2 separate regions of the Homo sapiens genome follow, and region 2 is linked to region 1. A link is an interaction called in ENCODE POLR2A ChIA-PET data of the cell type or tissue named here. Cell type or tissue: HepG2. All regions are shown on one strand. Each heading gives the region's core, and the rest is flanking DNA. Links, peaks and the distances in the headings are about the cores only.

Evidence for each region. Peaks named below come from ENCODE experiments on the same cell type or tissue, not always from the same donor. Only the 100,000 strongest peaks of a DNase experiment are listed, where the experiment ranks them.
Region 2: POLR2A ChIA-PET joins it to region 1 with 5 read pairs; 2 of 35 experiments call an interaction of 5 or more read pairs at or near these places.

Annotation. Positions count from the first base shown.
Region 1 is chr16:29,258,616-29,263,977 of GRCh38, forward strand. LOC124903676 (a long non-coding RNA gene) reads right to left here and starts at 164. Exons shown (of 2, transcript XR_007065049.1): 1 at 57-164. In HepG2, for the core only: no CTCF peak of the experiment used is centred there; DNase peaks (open chromatin) are centred at 1,326, 1,818 and 3,095; H3K4me3 peaks cover 1,647 bases.
Region 2 is chr16:29,181,980-29,187,341 of GRCh38, forward strand. No RefSeq gene overlaps it. Among named protein-coding and RNA genes, the nearest start is that of LAT, 200 kb to the left of the region's middle. RefSeq lists enhancers at 2,756-3,955, 4,724-5,318. In HepG2, for the core only: no CTCF peak of the experiment used is centred there; a DNase peak (open chromatin) is centred at 2,622.

The sequences.
Region 1 (5,362 bases), core at 128-5,127:
AGGGTGTGTGAGGGCCGGTTCCTCCTGGGACCTCCAGGGGAGGGTCCTTTTCTTACCTTTGTGGCCTCTGAGGCCGTTGCACTCCTCGGCTCATGGCCCTTCCTCCACCTTCCAGGCCAGCAGCGCAGCCTCTTTCCATTTCTCTCTGACTCTGTGTTCCTTCTCACACCTGCTCCTGCGGTGACTCTCCCTGCCTCCCTCTTCAAGGACCCTGGGATGACACTGAGCCACCAGGACAACCCAGGGCCACTCCCATCTCAAGAGCCTTCACTTACTCACCTGCTCAGTCACGTCTGCATGTAAATATCACCAGGGAACATATTCCCAGGATCTGGGATTAGGATGTGGGCATCTTTGGGGGCTATTATTGAGCCAATAACAGTAAAGTCTGAAGGTGCCGTGATGGGCTTTTTGGGGTGCAGCCAAGCCGCAGGAGCCAGAGAATGAACACCCGGCCCCAATCTCCCTGCTGCCACCCTCTGCATGGACCTAGGCATGGTGGACCCTCCGGGCAGCCTCCTGGACCTGGAGCCTGGAGGGAAGGCAGGGCGGGCGCGAGGAGGGTGTCTGGCCCTCAGACCTCGACCACGCAAAGGCTGGGCACTGCCAACGTTGACGGCAAGGTCCCTGCTGAGGCTGCAACAGTTCCCAGGTTCAAGAAAACTAGAGCATGAAATCACGCTGAGTCCTGCCACTTCTTTCCCAGCCTCAATCTGAGGGCAGGATGAACGGATTGCCCTGCACAGCCATCGGGCTGTTTCAGTGATTACCTGGATGTTTAGAACACAGATTTTAAGAACCTCCCCCACCCAATACGGCTGGTCAATGAGAGAGACACCACTTTGGGAGGTGGCGTCAACAGCTCCCCTCCCACCACCACCACGCCTCCCAATTCCCTGGGACAGCTGGACCAGGCCTGGGACTTTCGGGGGTGTCCAGGCACTGGCCACTGCAATCTCTGGAAAAAGCAGAGAAACCCCAACATCTTTCCTCCATCCTGATTAGGCCTGGCCTTTGCGGAAATCATTCCTGTCCCAGTTAACGCTGTCCTTGTTTTGAGAAGAGGTGCCCTGGGTGCAGTGATGCATGGGTAGCAGGCTGTCCGGGAGCTCTCTGCCTGACAGAGGGTTAGCCTGCGGCAAGAGGGTAGCTGCAGAGTGAACAGGCCACGGCGGCTTCTGCTGGCCCTGAGAACGCCCTGCCTGGGGCTGGGTCGGGTCTGTTTGGCAGCATTGCCCAGATTGCAACTCATGTGTCCTTGAACAAAGTCAATGTGTTTTTCCTCTCCAGAGCCCAGCAACTATCTGACATTCGGAGCTGCTCTTCAGGGTTCTGGGCACGTCGCATATTGCGCCCCAGCCTTCTCAGCAGCCAGGAGCTGGGAGGTGGAGGGGCCTGTGGTCTGGCCGCCACCTAGCAGGCCTGCATGGCCACCTCCAGCCGGGTGCAGGCTGGCTGGGGTGGGGCTGCCCTTGACCTTGGGCTCTCCCTCCTCCGCCAGATCCTCAGGCGCTGGCTCAGCCTCCCACGGCCTGGGGGAGCCTCTGTCTGCTCCTTCCAGCCGTTCAAGGACGAGGCTTCCGAAAGACTCACTGTTCCTGTGTGGGGAACTGAGGCTGTGTGAAGGCTGGATGAACCGCTGCTGTGGCCTGGTGAGAAAGAGGCTGTGGGCACCCACAGTGCCAGAGAGCCGTCCCCGCCGGGTTCTTTGTGTGTGTAGCCTCGTTTCTGCTTCTGTTTTCATTGTGGGGCTTGGGAGGAAATCGCCAACCTTCAGCACTGGGGCAGCCCCACCATGGCCAGTGGTTTGTCAATCCCTTTTGTCCCTGCCTGTGTCCAAAGTCTGGGGGCCGCCTGGGAACCTGAACATCATTGCCGTCTTCCTGGCCTGGGCCGTGGGCTCACTTTGTTATTCCTCTTGGAAATTTGGCCAGGCCACCTTGGATGGGCCCCAGGCAGCAGGGGGCTACTGGATGCCGTGTTCTGGAGGTTTCTGCGGGAGGGAAGGCGCCCAAATGTATAGCAGCTGGCCTTGACTGGGTTCGGTTTTGGTGAGGGAGTTTGATTAGGCTTAGGGCCGCCTGGGCATGAAACAGGATCCCAAAACCTCAGCCCCATGACTCTCCCACTCTCCCACCAGGGGAAGGCAGATGTTTTGGGGCCGTGATGGGCTGGCCTGGCGGTGCCGAGGTGCCTGGAGGCAGGACTGTTTCAGGACCCCGATGGGGACGTAGAGGATGCGGGAAGCCCATGAGTGCCTCCTGTGCGCGAGCGCTTTGGTGAGCGCCGTGCAGCCGCCTTCTTGGTTGCTGGTGGACGTTCAGCCCTAATACCCTGCTCTCTCGCCCGCAGCCCCATCTGAAGCCCCTGAAATTTGAACCTTGGTTTAGGGATTTGGCCTGTTTGTCAGTGGGTTTTCCACATGTGGTTTCCACAGGAACTTTTGCTGTTTAAGTGCTTTTTTAAACGATGAAGTTATCTTTTTCCTATTGGGATGAGCTCACTGGCTTTTGTGTGGGCTGCAGGCGCTGGGTGATTGGAAGGGCCATGGACTTCTGAACCCAGAGGAGAAGCCCTGTGTACAAAAGCCGCTGGGTCTCAGCAGTCCCCGAGGAGGTGGTTGTGAACGTAGCACCAACTTCTTTGATCTTCTGAGATCGCTGCGTTTTTCTAGTAAAGCCCCCATGGAAAGCTTAGCATGCAGGCAGGTGGGTCGTGGCCTCCCTCTTGAGTGAGCTGAAGGATTTAAGAACTGTCAGCTTCCTATATTATAGATGGGATGGGGTTTAACGTCTGCAGCAGCCAGACTTCGTAAGGGCCAAGAAACTTGTGTGACCTTGTGTGATCTTGAGGGGCAGGGAGAAGACCTTTAGCTCAGAACGGCGCAAAGAATTAACGCTGAGGATGAAGCCAGGGAGGGGAACCAGAGCCGGAGCCGGGCTAAGCCAGTTCCCACCTCCCATCTTGCAGCGCGGACCAGGGCTGACCGTGGCACAGCCTGTGGATCATCCACCAGGAGTGCCTGAGGGGACCAGCTTGGACGCAGCCCGTGGGGAGCTGGGCGCGCTCTTCTGGAGCTGGACGGCCTCCAGGGTCCCCTCAGAGTGTCTCCGATGGGGAGGCTGGACACAGCGTCCCTGCACCAAGGGGGCAGTGCTCTCGTCACAGAGCAGAGGGCCGCACCGCCCGTGTTTGTCTTTCCCATTGCAGCTTCTCAGGCCCTAGGCCAGGCCTCGTTCCCATCAGATAAAGCCTGGGGCGGCCGGACGCAGTGCAAGCAATCGTGCCTGACTCACAGGAAGGGAGGAAAACAGGAATTCACGCAGAAGCTGTAATGTTCCCCCTTGGCCCTGGGAAGGGTGTGAAGGGATGTGCGGGGGGGCGGCTCTGCCCTTCCTCGCCCCCTTCCAGGTGCCTAGACTTGGGAAGGAGAGGGATGCCGCCAAGCTCGGGTCCTGCAGGGCCCCGGCCTTCTGGTGTGGGATCTGACTTGGGAAGGCCCGGCGCTGGGGCTGCTGCTGAAATTCTTGAGACTGGTTGACAAGGGATCCCGTGGTTTCATTTTGCACCGGGCCCCTCCAGGGATGGAGAGGGTCCTGACTGGCAGTGTCGAAGCCCCGGGGTCTCTCCTTGGTCCCTGGCTCCCCTCACAGCCCTCCCTGCCCATGGAGCTCCGGGCTTCCACACACATTTCTCTCCTTTTTAACGGCTCATTTCTTTGGGTTCAGCAGTACCTGGGTCCCCAGTGCCCTCCTTCTGAGGCTCTCTCCTTTGAGTGGCCACCCTCCCCCCACACACTTGGAGCCCGGAACCGGGAGTGCCGTGGACACCAGCCCTCCCTGGCCCAGACCCTCTGCCTCTCCTGGGCCTCCCAAGAGTAAAACCTCTCCACGCCAGACCAGGCTGCAAACCTGGATTTGAAACCAGCGCTGTCGCACTCCTTGAACTGTATCAGGGGTTTTCAGTAGCGGGACCGGAACCAGAACCCAAAAGAGGCTCCTTCCTTGTCTTGAATTCCTCCCACCTGAGTTAGCATCTTGGAGGTCAACGTTTCAAGGAATTCAGTATCTGAGAAGAGAAAGACACCAAACCGTAGTTCCCCATGAGGACTTGTTGCTGGAAAAAACATCTAACTCCATACAATGTTTGAAGAGAGTTATTCTGAGCCAAATGTGAGAAGCATGACCGGTGACACAGCTCCAGGGGGTCCTGAGGACATGTGCCGCAGGGGGTTGGGCCACAGCCCGAGCTCATACACTACGGGGACAGGAGGTTCAGGCAGAGTCAGTCAATACTTGACAGATGTACGTTGGCTCTGCCCAGAAAGGCGGGACGACTTCAAGGTGAGGAGGGGCTTCCTGGTCACAGGTGGGTTCAAAGACTTTCTGATTAGCAATTGGTTGAGAGAGTTAAGTTATTATCTGATCACCTGGACTCAATAGAAAGGAGTGTCTGGATTAAGATAAGGGGCTGTGGAGACCAAAGTTCTTATTCTGTAGAAGAAATCTCATAGGGGGCTGCCCTTCGAGGCAATAGATGGCAAATGTCTCCTATTGAGACCTTTGAAATGTGCTAGACGCTAAGCCCATCTCTCCAGCATCAGAAAAAGCCCTGGAAAGGGAAGAGGATTCTCTACAGAATGTGGATTTTCCCCACAAGAGACAGCTTTGCGGGGCCGTTTAAAATTATGTCAAACACTCTATTCCTTCCAGGACCTGCTCCCTGTCATGTGATGTTATACTAGACTCGGGTTGGAATTTGGTGTCTTATTGCTACAAACAGCCTGTGCTGTCAGTCTTAAACTCTCGGTTTTAATGTGAGTGCTGGTCAGCTGGGCCTGAATTCCATAGGGAGGGGGGTATAAAGAGACGTGTCCGACCCCCACTTCCCATCACAGCCTGAACTTGTTTTTTAGGTTTACTTTGGAATCCTCTTGGCTGAGAAGAGGGTTCCATTCAGTTGGTTGGGGAGCTTAGAGTTTTATTTTTGGGCTGGGCACGGTATCTCACGCCTGTAATCCCAGCACTTTGGGAGGCCGAGGCAGGTGGATCACCTGAGGTCAGGAGTTCAAGACCAGCCTGGCCAGCGTGGCAAAACCCCATCTCTACTAAAAATACAAAAATTAGCCAGGCGTGGTGGTGGGTGCCTGTAAGCTCAGCTACTCGGGAGGCTGAGGCAAGAGAATCGCTTGAACCTGGGAGGCGGAGGTTGCTGTGAGCCGAGCTAGTGCCACTGTAGACACAGCGAGACTCTGTCTCAAAAAAAAAAAAAATTATTTTTGGTTCACAGACTTAAAAGAATCAGTGCTCTGCCAAGCAAGCCAGCATCCCTCTAATTTTTTCTTAATTAATAAACTATTTTT
Region 2 (5,362 bases), core at 92-5,091, 77 kb before region 1:
CACCTGTCTTTGCACCCCGCTCTGCAGCCTCCAGGGGGCAGCAATTGCGGCTTCCTTCGTTGTTGTGTGTACGCCGGCGGTCACCTGTCTTTGCACCCTGCTCTGTAGCCTGCAATGGGGCTTTCCCCCAATTCCTCCCACGCATCAATGTGTGTTCACTCACCAACTTGCCCCTCTGAGGGGCAGAGGCGTGTGGTGTTTTGCTCCTTCAGAGACTCCCTTGGGGCCTCGTTCCCAGCTCCACCACCCCCATGGGGCCTGCAGCATGTTCTGCACATGGATGCCCCAGCACAGGAGGTCCAGCCACACAAGAGGATGCCCTGCTCCATGCTGGACACACACTAATGGCCCAAGGAGAGCAGAGTTGGCCCCGGCGCTGTGCCTCCCACCAGCGTCCCACTCTGTGAGGTCTTTCTTTAATCATGAATCCTAAGGGAGGAGGTCTCCTGTGGGGCACAATTGGCCAGAGGGGCAATGTGGAAGCCTGGCTGCGGCACCAATGTCTCTGTGAATTGCAGCTCCTTTGAGCTCATGGGACCCTTTCTCCAGGTTCCCTGAGCTCCCAGGTCACTGGTGTCCTTGAGGCAAACACCCTTCCAGAAGCTGTCAGCGGATCCGGGCCTTGGATGGGCTCCTCCCTCTGGGCTTGGCAACCCCGTCTCGGGCATCTGCCACCACCCTGCCTTGGTGGCGGTGAGGCTGTCATCATTCTGGGGCTGGGCTGGCGGGAGGTGTCGTGCTGGGGCCAACTCTGTTCTCACTGGGCCATTGGCCTGAGTCCGGCATGGAGCTGAGCATCCCCTTGTGTGGCCATGACCTCTTGTGCCAGGGGGGTTCATGTGTGGGACATGCTGCAGGGTCCTCAGGACTCAGACAGTGCCTGGCATGTGGCAGGTGCTCTGGCCGTGGCTGGTGGCAGGGACCCTCGCTGCGGGCCACCGTAGCACGTCCTCAAGGGTGAGGTCAGGCCCTTCTGGCTGTCTTTGTGCCTGCTCCATTTATTAAATCAAAGCCACCTGTGTTCCCTGGGGTCAGGAGGGGCTGGGCCTGGTTCATTTGTCATTGTTCAGAGTCAGAAGCTGAGTTCACAGTCTTTCCTCCAAGGTCACACAAGGTCTCCTGGTACCACATCAGCTGATATTGTGGAACATTCTCCTTGAAGGACAGCAGCCAGTCCCGCTTCTTTGTGCTATTCCTGGAAAGAGATGTGCACAGGCCACATGGGAGACCTCCGTGGGCTCTCCGGCCTTCACTCAGCCAGAGATAATTCCCCTGGTGAGTGCTGGGCGGGAGAGATTTCCATGGATTCATTTTCACGGAAAAGACCAAAGCCGTCCAGCCGCCCCTTATCTGTCGGGCCGGTGTCTGTGTCCTGACAGAGGCCATTTGTCGGCCCCCGCCTCTCCCGCCCTGTCTCCGTGCAACCGCAGCCTGAGTGTAGAGATGGGCGCATCCCTGAACAACCCTTTCTGCTTCTCCTGACACCCTTTGCAGGGCTGCGGCTTGGGGAGTGGAGTTTAGCAAGCAGTGGGCGAGTCTTGCACTCAGTCCAAAAGTAGCAAGGGAACTGATTTGTACCGTGGTCTCACCACTGAAGAACCCCCCGCACCCCCAGCAGCTCCTGGAGACATGGATGATGCCAGGACAGCAGCTCCCGGAGACACGGATGATGCCGGGGCATTGGGCCTCACCTCCTGGCTGCAGCTTTACCCCTGACACGTGCTGGGCAGGCTCTCTTTCCCTCTTTCAGTCTCAGGTTTCTCGTCAGAAAACAGGCTGAGGAACTGGTCTATAAACTCCTTTGCCCCCAGTGAACTCCTACTTATCCTTCAAAGCCCTGCTCACATGCCCCTCCTCTCCAGGTGGACAGGCATTGCCATCCTCCGGCTTTGCTGTGCTCCCCATAGAACTTTCCAGGTGTTGCCTACCTCTGTCAGGCAGGGGCACAGCCCCCCAGCACATCATTGGGTTCAAAAAACATTTGTTGGTTAGGAGCAGTGGTTCATGCCTATAATCCCAGCACTTTGGGAGGCCGAGGCGGGTGGATCACCTGAGGTCAGGAGTTCGTGACCAGCCTGGCCAACATGGTGAAACCCCGTCTCTACTTAAAAACTACAAAAATTAGTTGGGTGTAGTGGTAAATGTCTGTAATCCCAGCTACTTGGGAAGCTGAGGCAGAAGAATCGCTTGAACCGAGAGGCGGAGGTTGCAGTGAACCGAGATCACACCACTGCACTCCAGCCTGGGTGACAGGGCGAGACTCCATCTCAAAACACAAAAAAACCAAACAAATAAACTAAAAAATGTGCTGCAAAAATCAATTTAGAGCCGTTTTCCTCTCTGGATTCAGTTACAGCTGTTTTTTGGTTTTTGTATAAATATTTCGAAGGGCAAGCCATAGCATCTGGGTAAAATCTAGACTTGCCCTCTGAGCTGCCTCCACGTTCAGGTGGGTGTTAGGGTCATCCGGAGGGGTTGCTGACAGCAAATAGCTGCTCCCCCTTTGTGGGTGGACTCTCAGTGCCTGGAACAGTGCCCAGGAAGCTGCATTGTGAATCAGCCCTTCAGGCGACTGGCTGCAGGTGGTCTTTGGACCCCACGGTGAAAATCCTGCCGGCCTGGGAAAAGTGCCGTGAACAGGAAGCACCAGGACTGGGTGGGGCCGATTCGGGAGCTTTGAGCTTTCCAGGTTTGAGTTTCCGGACTTTGGGAGGTGACACTCAGGACGGGGGCTGGGAGGTCGCTAATTTTGAGGAAGCAGCCTCTAAGGAAGAACATGAAACTGGCCCGGCCGTAGAAGCGCCGTGGGGTTCCGGTAGGCAGGCTGTGGAATTCTGCGCCACGTCATTCATCTCTCGCCACGGTGGGGAAACTGAGGGTAGAGACAGGGGTTTGAATTCCTCAGGCCCCGGGAAGGGGTTTGGAGCCATGGAGTTTGAAAGTATTGTCCAAAGAAGTCCAGGAAGAAAGTGCTTACGTGTAATTTACGACTCACTAATGAAAATGGCACAGAAGTGACACGCGACTCCAGAGCCAGCACCCGTCCAGGTGAAGCCCCACAGGGCGCAGCTTTCTGGGACCTCAGCGAGCTGAGCTCCTCCGCCGGCTCAGCCCAAAGGCAGCCCCTCTGCAAACAAAGTCTTATTCTTTGAAACAGGAACCCTCAGGGGCCGCCTGGGGACTGGTGCCGACTGTCAAACCCAGCAGATGGGCTTCATCCAGGCCTCAACTGTCAGCCGGGACGACCCCAGATCACACGGGCGTGGGCCGTGGTCAGCCGGGAGCGTCCACGTGGTCAGCCAGCCTGATGTGTTCGGTGACTCAGCCAAAGCTTAAAACACGGAAGCCGGGTAGCGCTGGGCGGCTGCGTGTCAGAGAATGAGTGTTTCCCGATGGAACGGCGGGATAGAAATGGCCGCAGACTCTCCCTGCTTCCAACCAATTTCGCTTTGCGGTGCTCACCTGTAAGCGACTGTCCAAAAGTCCACAGATGCGCAGGGCTCTGGGTGAGACCTCTGCCAGGGTGGCGTCTGCTGCAGTCCTTTGCTGTTAATATAGTTGTGTGCCTCACACCACTGCTTCTAGTGTCTTCCGTGTGGATTGGTAGGCACCATTAGTATCGTAATCATTCTTTTAAAACCAAACAATACTTGTGTGCACCCTCAGTTGGCTGCTGCTGTAAATGTTCTCCGTAACCCAACCTGCTGGTCGAGAAGGATCCTCGTTCGGCCACTTCTGAATTGCAAGCTACAGCTCCTAAGAACCTGAGCCCAGGCTTTGGCAGGAAGCCTCCAGCAATTTTTAAGGCACCTTAGTAAAGACGTCCCAGCATTCATCACAGCAAAAGTGCAGAATTGCTCTGAGCAACAAAGTCATGGGAACCCAGAAACTCAGAAAACCCTTTTCTGATAAATAAATACTTGTGTAAAAGATGTTTCTGCGGAGGAGCTGATGTTCCCACACCAGCAGTAGATACTCCCTTCTTAAACAGAAGAGATGGAAACGCCTGCGTCTCAGCTCTTGGGGGCAGGGTGTGGGGAAAGCCCCACAGAGAGAGCTGGCTTTGGAGAAGATGGCCTGGAGGTGAGGCCATGGGCGGAGGAGGGCAGGCGTCTCAGGCTGTGGATGCAAAAACAATTCTGAGAACTGTAGCGAAAGGAAGATTTCATTTTAAATGTGTTGAAAAAATCACCATTTGGCTAAGATTCTGCACCAGGCCCCACCTTGCTCTGGCCCTAACGCGTAGCCCTCTGAGATGGGCTTTGGCGTTGGAAAAGTCATGGGCAGCCATGAGCAGCCTACAGACACGCTCTGGTTTCCATAGCTCTCCAACACTCCTCTGCAGGGTTTCTTCTGGGGCTGGGGGAGCGCAGCTGCTTTTCCGTCTATGGTGCTGGCCGAGGCTGGGGCCGGGGCCTTGGCAGCTGTGGATTTTGGCTGCCCCCGCGGTCCCGGATCCGTGCTGCTGATGTCTGCTTGGCCCGCTGGTTGCCTCTCTGTGGAATCTGTCCCTGGCTGGGTCTTCTGTTGAGCCCCCCTGTGCCAGCCCTGACAGTGTCCCGGCGTCCACAGGCGGGCTCTGTGGTGCTTTGTAGCTACCTCTGTACTAATTGGAAAAAACCATTTGCCCCTACCTGGGCCTCTGGATGGATTTTTTTTAAATGTAAGAATTACTTAGCAGTTGGTAAATCACTTCCCTCTCTTCATTTCTAGAGAAACTGTCCCTTTCTGGGAAGGCGAGGGTCGGAAGGACTGCAGAGTTGCCAGGGAGGCCGCAGCCAGGGTGATTTGCTTTGTGTTTCTGACACAAGCCGCCGTCTAATGATTTCCCAGACTTAAACCATTTGCGTTTTCATTAATGGTTTTGGAGCCGGGGCAAGTTTCTGTCAAGGGGATCAGCTCCAAATGCCGTCTCCTCCACCTCACTGGCCGTGAAGGGCTCTGGCGGGGCACGCCCCCAGCACCCTGGCTCCGGCTGGCGTCTGCTGCTGTGGTGACGTTCTGCGCTGTATGGGGGGATGGCGTGAGGGTTCCCTCCCACGACAGGATATTTCTTTCTGAACTCCTGCTGCCCTGGGCAGGTTGGTGGGGCCGGGGGTGTGGACAGTGCCCAGCACAGGCTGGACAGGGTATCCCATTTCCAGCCCAATCTCGTTCTCTCTGCACCCCTGGAATGCAGGCGAAGGGGCCGAGTGGCTGCACCACAGCGGAGCCTCCAACCAGGGTGTTCCGGGGTGTCCCCTCACTTTTGTTGGGGGCCTGCAGTGGTGCCGGGCTCCACACTGAGCACCCTAACCCCAGCTATTCCCTGTATCCCTTCACATGTAAAGCAATGGGCTGGTCTAGAAGAGTCTCCATTGTC